Linked DNA regions of Homo sapiens: region 2 is linked to region 1. A link is a contact called in ENCODE Hi-C or POLR2A ChIA-PET data. All regions are on one chromosome and are shown on one strand. The core of a region is the stretch at or near the end of the contact, and the rest is flanking DNA. Distances in the headings are between cores, read along the strand shown. Region 1 overlaps CAPZB (capping actin protein of muscle Z-line subunit beta). Region 2 overlaps LOC105376819 (a long non-coding RNA gene).

Region 1 (5,358 bases), core at 2,569-5,068:
ACGGCTCGCTGGGTGCATCCCCTCATGGCTCACGGCTGGAGTGTGCCTGCGTTCTCCACGTGGCACTAGGAACTCAGGGGGCAGGGGCTTCTCTGCTGTCTGTATGCCATGGCACTTGCACTCCATAAAGATACTGCATCGGCCGGGTGCGGTGGCTCACGCCTGTAATCCCAGCACATTGGGAGGCGGGAGGGTCACCTGAGATCGGGAGCTCGAGACCAGCCTGACCAACAAGGAGAAACCCCGTCTCTACTAAAAATACGTTAGCTGGGCATGGTGGCACATGCCTGTAATGCCAGCTACTGAGGAGGCTGAGGCAGGAGAATCGCTTGAACCTGGGAGGCGGAGGTTACAGTGAGCCAAGATCATGCCATTGCACTCCAGCCTGGGCAACAAGAGTGAAACTCCGTCTCAAAAAAAAAGATGTTGCATCAGACCCAGGGACCTCAAACACATGGGCTGGCCAGGTTGTGGAGCCCGCTGATTGGCCACGGACAGATGGGGGGATGGTCTCGGCAGGGACTTTGAGATCTGCTTCAGATCTTCCCTGGGGCAGTTTGGAGGGTAGAAGGCAGACTCTGTGGCTCTGTGCAGCCTTGGCTGAGTTACTGCAACTGAACCTCGGCTGCCTCACATTTGTACTAGGCACAGTGGGAAGGCGGCGGGAGGTGCGTGCTGCGGCGCCAGAACAGTGTTTGCTGGTGCTTCTGCCCTCCAACGGCAGAGGGCGGAAAGGGACAGGGACTCTGCACCTCATCACATACCTGGTGTTTTCAGGGCGGCGGGGCTGGGGACGGGACACTTCCTTGCTGCCGTGAGCGGGGCCCACACGCGTCCCAGCTTGGAGCCAGCGCACGGCCACGGCCACACGCGCTCGGAAAGCGAGGCCGGCGAGAAGGAACACAGAAGGCCAGCGCTAACTGCGCCCCAGTTTCTTTTTATTGATTTCTTTTCTTTTCTTTTTTTAAGTATGGAGGCTCAAGTATAAGATGTAGATTTTTTTCTTAAGCTTTACAAAAAAACAAAATAAAACAAAAACCTCCTTTTGCATTCCATAGAAATTGACAGAAAAGCACCTGGCCGGAAGAGCGGAACGGTCGGCGGCACCCCCCCCAGCCCCCACCCCGCGGCCTCCGTGGGACGGGAGAGTCTGCGCAGGACGGCACCGAGGGCCACCTCTGCTCCCAGAGCTGTCCCCTGTCCCCACGACCCCCAACCCCAAGCAACTCCCAAACACACACGGAATAAGATTTCCAGTTTTTCTTCTCTCTTTCACACACCACAGTTAGTTCATAAAATTTTTTTGTTTTACATTTTTTACACCAATGTACCAAAAAGGTGGGAGGGAAGGGAGGCTGGCAGACAGTGGATTTTATGCCTATAAATGGGGGGACAGGGAGGAAGACGGGGGGCCCGGGTGAACAAAAACCACACGGTCTCTATGGAAATGTGGAGAGAACTGAGAGCGAGGTGTGGCAGAAGCAGGCTCGGAGCCGGAGGAGGGTGGCTATCGGCTTTATTCTCAGGGAGAGATGGCGCTGTGCGGTCAATGATGCAGCTGTTATGTGACCTGTCGGGGAGGGAAGGGACGAGGGAAGGGAGCAGAAAACGAGTTTTCTAAGAAAGGAATCTAACGAGTGCACGGCGTGTCTGGTTAGCATGAAACAGAGGTTTAGCATTGCTGCTTTCTCTTCAAAGCCTCCACCAGGTCATTCTTCAGAGCTTCTTGTTTTGATTTGTCTGCAAAAGTCTGCACAGACCTGCAAGGGAGGAAAGGCGTTATCAGCAGATTGAACAGGGACTGGTGAGGCGGTGGAGGCCTGGGGGCCACCATGCCAGTGCCTGGCTGATTTGCTGCATGGACCCGCTTCCTGGGGTGAGGCTCTGGGTCACTGGGCTGGGCATCTGCCCCTCTCAGAAAGGGGCAAAGGGGTACATGGCCGAGACCTGCACCCTCTGCACCTTGCCAGGCCCTGTGGGGGTGGCATATGGCTTACATGGACAGGTGCTCATCTCTGCCCCTGGCCACCGGTGACCCGGCCATAGTCCCTAGAACCCTAAGTTCACTCCTCTGTGTGTAGGTCCCTATGTCACCCTAAGCCACAAGGTGGCTTCTGGGCTTCCAAACACAATGGAACAAAGCCCCTCTGCTTCAGAACAGCTACCCTGGGTTGCTGGCTGGGGACTCAGGCCAGGGGCTAAGAGGGGAGGACTCCGGGGCCATGCGGGTTCCTCTATAAAAGCTTCTCCCTTGCCCAGGCCCTGCCCAGCAGAAGAGCCTCATTCCTCATCCCACAAGTGCAAGGTGCAGCGTTATCCCACCCTTGGGAGTGGGTAAGAACCAGTGTCTCTGCGTGTCTGAGCACACTGTGTTTATGGCCCACGCAGCAGGTGCTTTCAGGCCTCTGCTGTGAGGCACCATCCGCTGTTAACTTGGCCCAGAAAACCCCTCAGCCCGGATTGCAAAGGGCGGCACAGGACAGCCAAGTGCCCCTGGGATCCCTGCTGTCAAATTCTGGATTTGTGGGGAAACGTTCAGGGCGACCGCATTCACGTATGTGTGGGGACGCTCATCAACAAAGCCAGAAACAATGAAGGCTTATGGAGATTTCACAGTTTACAAAACGCCTTTCACATATATTATCTCATTTAATTTTCACGGGCATCCTGGGGAAGTCTCAACTATCAACCCGGCCGGATGTGGTGGCTCAAGCCTGTAATCCCAGCACTTTGGGAGGCCAAGGCAGGAGGATCATTTAAGGCCAGGAGTTCAAGACCAGCCTGGGCAACATAGTGAGACCCCATCTCTACAACGACAACAACAAAAAGCGAAGTCAAGGCTTAAAAAAGAAAAAAGCTATCAACCCAATTTACAGATGAGGAAACTGAGGCTCAGAGGAATGCCCCCCTAGCAATTCTTTAATCATTTTGTCAAATTTACCCAACATATTGGTTAGGCAAAGACTTCCTAAATGTAGGTTTTATAACAGTTTAGAAGCAGTGGAAAGAGTGGGTAGAGGGCTGCTCAAGAAGAGTGCTACGGAGAGTGCACTCAGCCGGACTCTCACGTTTGATTCACACCAGCCATGGGAAGGAAGAATCAGAAAAATCAATCCCCAGAAGCAAAAATGGGCAAATGGAAGTGAAGCAGGGCCCAGGAGAAGCAACAGCACCCAGACTGAGTTCTGGCTACCGAATCCCTACAAGTCACAGGAAGAGCCCTCAAAATACTCAGCAGGTGCCATAAGACAAGACCTGGAAGCAAGCTGCATACAACTGAAAAAACTCCCAGGAGAAACGCAGACATTTGGTTCATGCTGGGGAAATACACGTTTCTGAGTATCTTCCCAGGACTGTCCCTGGCTCTGCGGCGGCCAAAGGCATCAGCCCCCACGGCCCCCAGGCTCCAAATCTCAGCCGATTCCCCAGGGGCTTCTTGCCAAGCTCACAGCGGGAGGTCAACATGGCCAGCGGGAGATGCGGCGGGCAAAGCAGCAGCGCACAGGACCTCTAGCCTGGGTGGTCACTGGCTCTTCTGGGAAGGAAGAGCCAAGCCCGCCAGGTCTTGGCTGGATCACACGAAGGAGAAAGTTCCAGAGCTAGAATCATGTTAGACACAGGAAGTTAGAAGTGAAATGGTGGAAGGCGGAAGGAGCAGGGGGCTTATTTAAGGGACAATGCTTGGGAAGGTCACGGCCAAGCAACCTCGAATCAGCGCTTGGAGACAGTGCTCGACTCTGTGGGAGGGAGGAGTCATCTTGAGCAGACCTGGCTGCCAGGGTTTCTACGCCAGGACGCCCCCAGTGGGCGGCCAGGGAACTGCACCATCACGGTGTATCTTAAAAAGAGTTTTTTCTCAATGCCATGATGGAAATGCCTGATGGCCACACTGTGAGGCTGACCCGAGTCGTGGGCCTTAAGTTGGCACACACAGACCAGACTGGTGCACTTAAGTCCCACGGCCTCGGAAAAGCAGCTCCACCTGGTTTTCTAAGTGCCTGACCCCACCTCCACCTTGGAAAGTCTGCTGCACCCCTTCTGGGGTGGGCCTTCAGTGCGCAGCCCCTGGACCTGGGCTCTGCAGCCCCAGTTGGCAGGGTTCCAAATGCCTTCTTTTTACAAACAAGTTTCCCTCCTACTCTCCAGGGATGCTGCCTCCTTCCCTACATCTGGATCTGTCACAAGCTCAAGTCATGGTTCTTGGCCATTACCAACAAGCAAGACTATTTTCCTTTCCATTAGCGAAACCTGTTTAAAGGAACAGCTGCAGCTCGTTAGGGGCGGAAGGTTATGCTGGTTGTGGCCGAGTCGGCACTGGGCGTCCAGGCAGCTCCAGCAGAGCATCTGGGCCAGCCAGGGTGGAGTCCAGCCCTGACTCTGCCCTCCAACCCCAGAGACTCAGAGATCAGAGAGTGAGGTCACCCCTTCCAAGCCAGCTAGCCCTGGACAGGCAATGTGCCGCTGAGCAGCGGGGAGGCTTATGTGGCTTCTGGGATCCCTGCACCAGCATCAGAGGCTCCTCTGAAGCATGGGGGGGTGGACGGCAGGCAGATCCCTGCCCTGGGGACAGTCAGGCCGGTGCACACAAGTGGCTGCTGCTGGAGAGGCAGCATCCGTCCCTTGGCCTGGGCTTCTTCAGAAGCAAAAGCCAAAAAATCAGCCGTCTTCCCCACACCCAGCCTCCACCCAGAGTGGAAAGCACACACACGTGATAGGTGCCGTGTTACATGGGGCCGAGGCTACACGGGAATGTGGCTGTGCACCGACCGGGAGCACACGTGGGGGTTAGTGGTGGTTTAAATGGCCGCGGAGCAGCAGCCGGACCGGCAGGGTCTCGGCGGGTTGGTGAGTCCTGTTTTAGTGGGGAGGGTCTCGCGGCTCTCAGGCAGGGTACCTGGATCGGCTTAATTATCAGGCTGGATGTAGATCTGGCGCTGGGTCAGCACTTGAGAGAGCTCCCTCTGCAACTGCTTAAACTTTTGGTTGTCAGGGATAGCATCAATAGATCTACAGAGAGTGTTCAAGATGAGTGGAGTGGGAGGGAAGAGAACGACGAGAAGCCAGGAACGCAGGGGGCCACAGCTGAGGAGGAAATTCAGGGAGACCCACGAGGCGGAAGGGGGGATGCCGTGGCGGCTCTGGGGTGTGGAGTGGTATCGCCGCTGCAGAGGTCCACGCTGGCGGTGGTCGTGGTATTCAGGGGCTCGCCACCACCACCCGCAGGCTCTTCGGCTTCTCTCCCCCACTTCCCAGCCACTGCCTGGGGACTGTGCAGGTTGGCTGGGCGGGAAAGTGTGTTTGGTGTATCGGGCAGTGGCTGCCAGTGGCAGGCCTAACGCCAGGGACCACTGGGCTCTA
Region 2 (5,813 bases), core at 1,020-3,519, 160 kb after region 1:
AGCTACTCAGGAGGCTGAGATGGGAAAATCGCTTGAACCCAGGAGGCAGAGGTTGCAGTGAGCCAAGATCTCACCACTGCACTCCAGCCTAGGTGATAGAGCAAGATTCCGTTTCAAAAAAAAAAAAGAAAAGAAATGCATGCCCATTGTAGAAAAATTATAAACAAAAGCACCAGAAAAGAAAATTCCCAAGAAATACTTTCATCTTTTTGAATTTATCCTTCTAATCTTTTTTATTGTCACCAGGTTGGAGTGCAGTGGTGCCATCTCGGCTCACTGCAACCTCCACCTCCCAGGTCCAAGCAATTATCCTGCCTCAGCCTCCCAAGTAGCTAGGACTACAGGCGCCCATCACCATGCCGGGCTAATTTTTGTATTTTTAGTAGAGACGGGGTTTCACCATATTGGCCAGGCTGGTCTCGAACTCCTGACCTTGCGATCTGCCCACCTCGGCCTCCCAAAGTGCTGGGATTGCAGGCATGAGCCACCGCGCCTGGTCTTTTTTTTTCTTGAGATGGAGTCTCGCTTTATCACCCAGGCTGGAGTGCAGTGGTGTGATTTCGGCTCATTGCAACCTCTACCTCCTGGGTTCAAGCGATTCCCCTGCCGCAGCCCCCCAAGTAGCTGGGATTACAGATGCCCACCCCTGTACCTGGCTAATTTTTGTATTTTTAGTAGAGACAGAGTTTCACCATGTTGGCCAGGCTAGTCTCGAACTCCTGATCTCAAGTGATCTGCCAGCCTTGGCCTCCAAAAGTGCTGGGATTACAGGCATGAGCCACCGCGCCCAACCGGCATAATTTTTAATAGTGGCTCAGTATCCATTGCATGGAGTGGGGGTCATGATTTTTTTTGTTGTTTTACTTTTTAAAAATTGTTTGTAGAGACAGCGTCCCACTGTGTTGCCTAAGCTGGTCTCAAACTGCTAGGTTCAAGTGCTCCTCCCACCTCAGCCTCCCAAAGTGCTGGGATTATAGGCATGAGCCACTGCGCCAGTCCTGTATTTTGATTTTTTTTAAGTAACCCCCTAATGTTGTACAGTTTGGTTGTTTCCAGTTTTTCACCATCAATAGCAATAAACATCTTTGTATGTATCCTTCTGCTCATATCCCTAATTATTTTTTTAGCACTCACAAGTAGAATTTTGCATCTAAGGAAGAGCTACATTGTCAAGACTTTTGCTATTCATTGCCAAATTTCATTAAAAAGTTGTACAAATACACACCACTGGCAGCAGTGTATGAGAATGCTATAATAAAGGCTTTGGGCCAAGTTGACAATTATGAGCAAAAAAAAAAAAAAAAAAAAACAAAATCAAGAAGATAAGTGTTTGCTAAAGGCTCACCCTACGCCAGCTGTGTTTATTTGTTGAACTCTATCACCATGTTCCTTGGCCCAAACACTGAAGGTCCTTTAGATTCTTAGTTTATTTAGTGCCTCTTTCAACACTCTAGTACTTTGACCCCAGTCTTATCTGAAGGAAAGAGGATTTCTGGTAAATAGTTTCCAATTTGGAAACTCAACCCAAGCACTTCCATCCCTCATCCCAGTGTGGACCACCTCTGTGGTTTTAACTGCTGGGGATGAGTCAGAAAGTGATGCTGGCTGAGTTGGAACTGAGAACTGTAATGCTTATAAGAAATAATAGAGAAGGTTTGAGGTGAAAAAGTCATGTTCCGAGGTACAAAGGAAAAACCAATAACAACCCAGAGTTTGGAGTTTCATTCTGCCCTGCTCTGATAATATCACTATGGTGATGTTCTCCATAAACAATTGCAAAATAGCAAGATGAAAAGGAACAAGCAAGTTCCACCCAGGCGATCTGGAGTTATTTTAGGGATCAAGGCAGTGTCATCTGGGGTAAATATGGAATGCAAAATCTGTTCTTGTAATAATCATCCCCTTCTTTTGTGAGGCTGAACAAAGACCTGGCAAATCAGTCGTTTTGTGCTCAAAGAAGCACTGACCCAGTGTTCTCAGGGCCAAAGAGAAAGTGAAGCCAAAACAATGGAAATGATGGTTAATAACAGATGCTGGAATTATTCTTCTCACACCCATGGACTCTGAGACTCCACTGAGCCTGGTGTGGAGTCCAAGCGGGTGGAACAACGGTGATGTTCTTGGGTAGGGTTGGCCCAGTTGAGAGGCTGGGATCGGGACCCCAGGTTGCTGAGCTCGGTTGCCTGCCCTTGACCTTGATTCTTGGGCCAGAGTCGGTGGAGGGAAGCATCTTCAAGGCCACGGTCTGTCTCTGGGGCATCACCATCTGCTGCAGATGACATTTACTGCTCCTATCCTCATGCTATTCTCTTTGAACCCCTGACTCAGCGAGCCCCAGTCCAAAAAGCAGAACTAGCTATTTTTTGCATCAAGAAAAAGATGTCAGGCAATACACTTGCCGAATTCTTTGCTGACCCTGAAACGCTTCCTCTTTGCACTTAACTCCTGTTCTTCCTTTATTCTCTTTGCTGCCTTCTCTTCTAGACCACTAAATTGCAAGCGCCGCTATCTTCTCCAATGAAGATGCTCAAGGGAAGGGCTGTACTCAGCCATGGAGGCTGGCACAGTGCCTGGGGCACGCAAGTTTCTCCATAAATGTCAGCTCATAGGAGGTGAATTCAAAATCCCATGCCTACCCTAAAATGGACATTTCTCCGGCAGATCTGAGACTGAGGCTATTTGTTCATTCATTCAACAAATATTTATTGAGCACCTACTAGAAACCAGAATTTGTGCTAGGGACTGGAGCTGTAAGGGAAACAAGATTCCAGGGCCCTGTCCTTATGGAGATTACATTCTTGTACACTGTAATGCAAGTGGTGAGCACAGCTTCCATCTTGTCACAGTGGTGAGCACAACCTACTTCTCTGACCATTGGACAAAAAATTGCACTCCCCACTTACCTTGTCTTATTTTATATTTCTTTGTTGCTGATCTTTCAGTCTTTGCATGCAAAAATGTATCCTCTTTGAGGGTGCTTTATGATGTTCATTGCTGAATCCCAAGCACCTAGAACCACTTCTAGCATCCAGCAGGTGTGTTGGTCTATTTGGGCTGTTATAACAAACTACCATGGACTGAGCATTTTATAAACAGCAGAAATTTACTTCTCACCGTTCTGGAGGCTGGCAAGTCCAAGATCATGGCGCCAGCAGATTTGGTGTCTGGTGAACGCCCTATTCCTGGTTCACAGGTGGTGCCTTCTCACTGTGTCCCCACATGGTGGAAGGGGCTGGCTAGTGCCCTATGGTCTCTTTCATAAGCACACTGATCCCAATCCTGAGGTCACCACTCTCATGCCCTGATCACTTCCCCAAATGCCCACCTCCTAATACCTTGGAAGTGAAGATTTTACATATGAATATTAGGGACACAAAAACATTCAGACCATAGCAAAGTGTTCAACAAATACCTGTCAAATCAATTTATTTAATAAACTCTGCAATCTTCTAGAACTTTCTAGCACAAATCTCCAGGGAATGAGCTGAGAACTCCAGAAATTCATAACTACAAATTACAACTACCCAGGACTTTCCAGATTACAAAGGAGGGAGGTGCATGGGAAGGAGCCTTCGCCTCTCTTGAGTCCTGGGTTCCTTCTTGTAAAATAGAAACAATAACACCTACCTTTGGGGCCTGTTGTGAGGATCGGATGAAGTAATGGGTGGGAATTACTCAGCCCAGAACCTGGCAAGCAGTATTTGCTCCATGCCTGGGGACAGTGCTATTGTTTATTATTTGAGCGTCCCAATTCTGTGTGGACTTTATTATTAGCTTGGCCATTTAACTGACACAGAAAACAGGACTAACGGGGGTATACTAATTTGCCGAGGGTAGCTCAGGAGGGACTAGAACCCCAGCTACATACACCCATGGGGCTGAATTCCAAACACAATGCCTTATCTACCACCCCAGGGGTGCCACCTCTGGAGGGAAAACACAAGGGTGCCTCCTGATTCTTCCAACCCCCGACTCCACCACCCCATCCTCTCCCACCATTGTGTTGTTCTCCATTCTCAGTCTACCCCACCCATCACCAAGGGCACAAAAGAGCTCAGAGGAGAAGCAAGCTTGAGGGGAAGACTGTGCATTTGGTTAGTAGGAGCAGGACGAATCCCCCTCCCGCCCACCTGCAGCTTCCTGTGATGCTTCCTCCAAGTTCCCCACAGCCCCCTCTTCTCTCATGCCTTGGGGACCCTCAGCCTGCCAGCCTCTAAGCTGTCGGGGATTCTGATCCAATCAGAAGAGATGGGCTATGAGACCTGTTAGCATAAACAGATCGGGAAATCTTCTTGAAACAGAGAGGTCCTTGAAATTGAACTTCCTAAAAATGATTATGGTTTTTTTTTTTTTTTTTTTTTTTTTTTGGAGACAGAGTCTCGCTCTGTCACCCAGGCTGGAGTGCAGTGGCCAATCTCGGCTCACTGCAAGCTCCGCCTCCCGGGTTCACGCCATTCTCCTGCCTCAGCCTCCCGAGTAGCTGGGACTACCGGTGCCCGCCACCATGCCCGGCTAATTTTTTTGTATTTTTTTTAGTAGAGATGGGTTTCACCGTGTTACCCAGGATGATCTTGATCTCCTGACCTCATGATCTGCCCGCCTCAGCCTCCCAAAGTGCTAGGATTACAGGCATGAGCCACTGCGCCTGGCCAAAAATGATTATGATTTTTTTAAAAAGTAGGCCAGGTGCGGTGGCTCACACGTATAATCCCAACACTTTGGGAGGCTGAGGCAGGAGGATCACTTGAGGCCAGTGTTACTGGAAAGGGGTCCCAATCCAGACCCCAAGAGAGGGTTCTTGGATCTTGTGCAATAAAGAATTCAGGGCAAGTCCATAGAGTGAAGTGAAAGCAACTTTATTAAGAAAGTAAAAGAATAAAAGAATGGTTGGCCGGGCGCGGTGGCTCACGCCTGTAATCCCAGCACTTTGGGAGGCCGAGGCGGGTGGATCATGAGGTCAGGAGATCGAGACCATCCTGGCTAACAAGGTGAAACCCCGTCTCTACTAAAAATACAAAAAATTAGCCGGGCGCGGTGGCGGGCGCCTGTAGTCCCAGCTACTCGGGAGGCTGAGGCAGGAGAATGGCGTGAACCCGGGAAGCGGAGCTTGCAGTGAGCCGAGATTGCGCCACTGCAGTCCGCAGTCCGGCCTGGGCGACAGAGCGAGACTCTGTCTCAAAAAAAAAAAAAAAAAAAAAAAAAAAAAAAGAATGGCTACTCCATAGGCAGAGCAATGGTATGTGCTGCCCACCTGAATGTACTTATAGTTATTTCTTGACTATACGCTAAACAAGGGGTGGATTATTCATGAGTTTTCTGGGAAAGGGATGGGGATTTCCAGGAATTGAGCGTTCCTTCCCGTTTTAGACCATAAAGGATAACTTCAGAACATTGCCACGGCATTTGTAAACTGTCATGGAGCTGGTGGGAGTGTCTTTTAGCATGCTAATGCATTCTAATTAGCATATCATGAGCAGTGAGGTCAACAAGAGGTCACTTTCATCATCATTTTGGTTTTGGTGGGTTTTGGCCGGCTTCTTTACCACATCCTGTTTTATCAGCAAGGTCTTTGTGACCTGTATCTTGTGCCGGCCTCCTATCTCATCCTGTGACTAAGAATGCCTAACCTGGGAACGCAGCCCAGGAGGTCTCAGTTATTTTACCCAGCCCCTATTCAAGATTGAGTTGCTCTGGTTCAAATGCCTCTGACACTAGGAGTTCAAGACCAACCTGGGCAACATAGTGAGACACCATCCATACAAAATAAAAATTTTAAAATTAGCTGGGCATGGTGGCATGCCTACAGTCCCAGC

What was found. A loop is a pair of places that touch in the nucleus more often than their neighbours do. ChIA-PET counts read pairs that join two places held with the same protein, here RNA polymerase II (POLR2A). Pooled maps may share reads with other maps.
Region 2: a pooled map shows a loop between it and region 1 (2.3-fold over the local background). The contact joins two enhancer-like sites. A Hi-C loop is called at or near these places in 1 of 50 pooled maps. POLR2A ChIA-PET finds 5 or more read pairs at or near these places in 3 of 52 experiments (H1, activated CD4-positive, alpha-beta T cell and common myeloid progenitor, CD34-positive).

What each region holds. Positions count from the first base shown.
Region 1 is chr1:19,337,858-19,343,215 of GRCh38, forward strand. It overlaps CAPZB (capping actin protein of muscle Z-line subunit beta), which reads right to left. Exons shown (of 9, transcript NM_004930.5): 9 at 918-1,760. The coding sequence ends at 1,673. Among named protein-coding and RNA genes, the nearest start is that of SLC66A1, 28 kb to the left of the region's middle. RefSeq lists enhancers at 1-461, 1,628-2,129, 2,895-3,869. Within about 2 kb of position 3,819, at least 8 of the 41 ENCODE cell types and tissues checked have a DNase peak (open chromatin) inside an H3K27ac peak, as active enhancers do.
Region 2 is chr1:19,503,571-19,509,383 of GRCh38, forward strand. All of the region lies in intron 1 of LOC105376819 (a long non-coding RNA gene), which reads left to right. Among named protein-coding and RNA genes, the nearest start is that of CAPZB, 21 kb to the left of the region's middle. Within about 2 kb of position 2,270, at least 18 of the 41 ENCODE cell types and tissues checked have a DNase peak (open chromatin) inside an H3K27ac peak, as active enhancers do.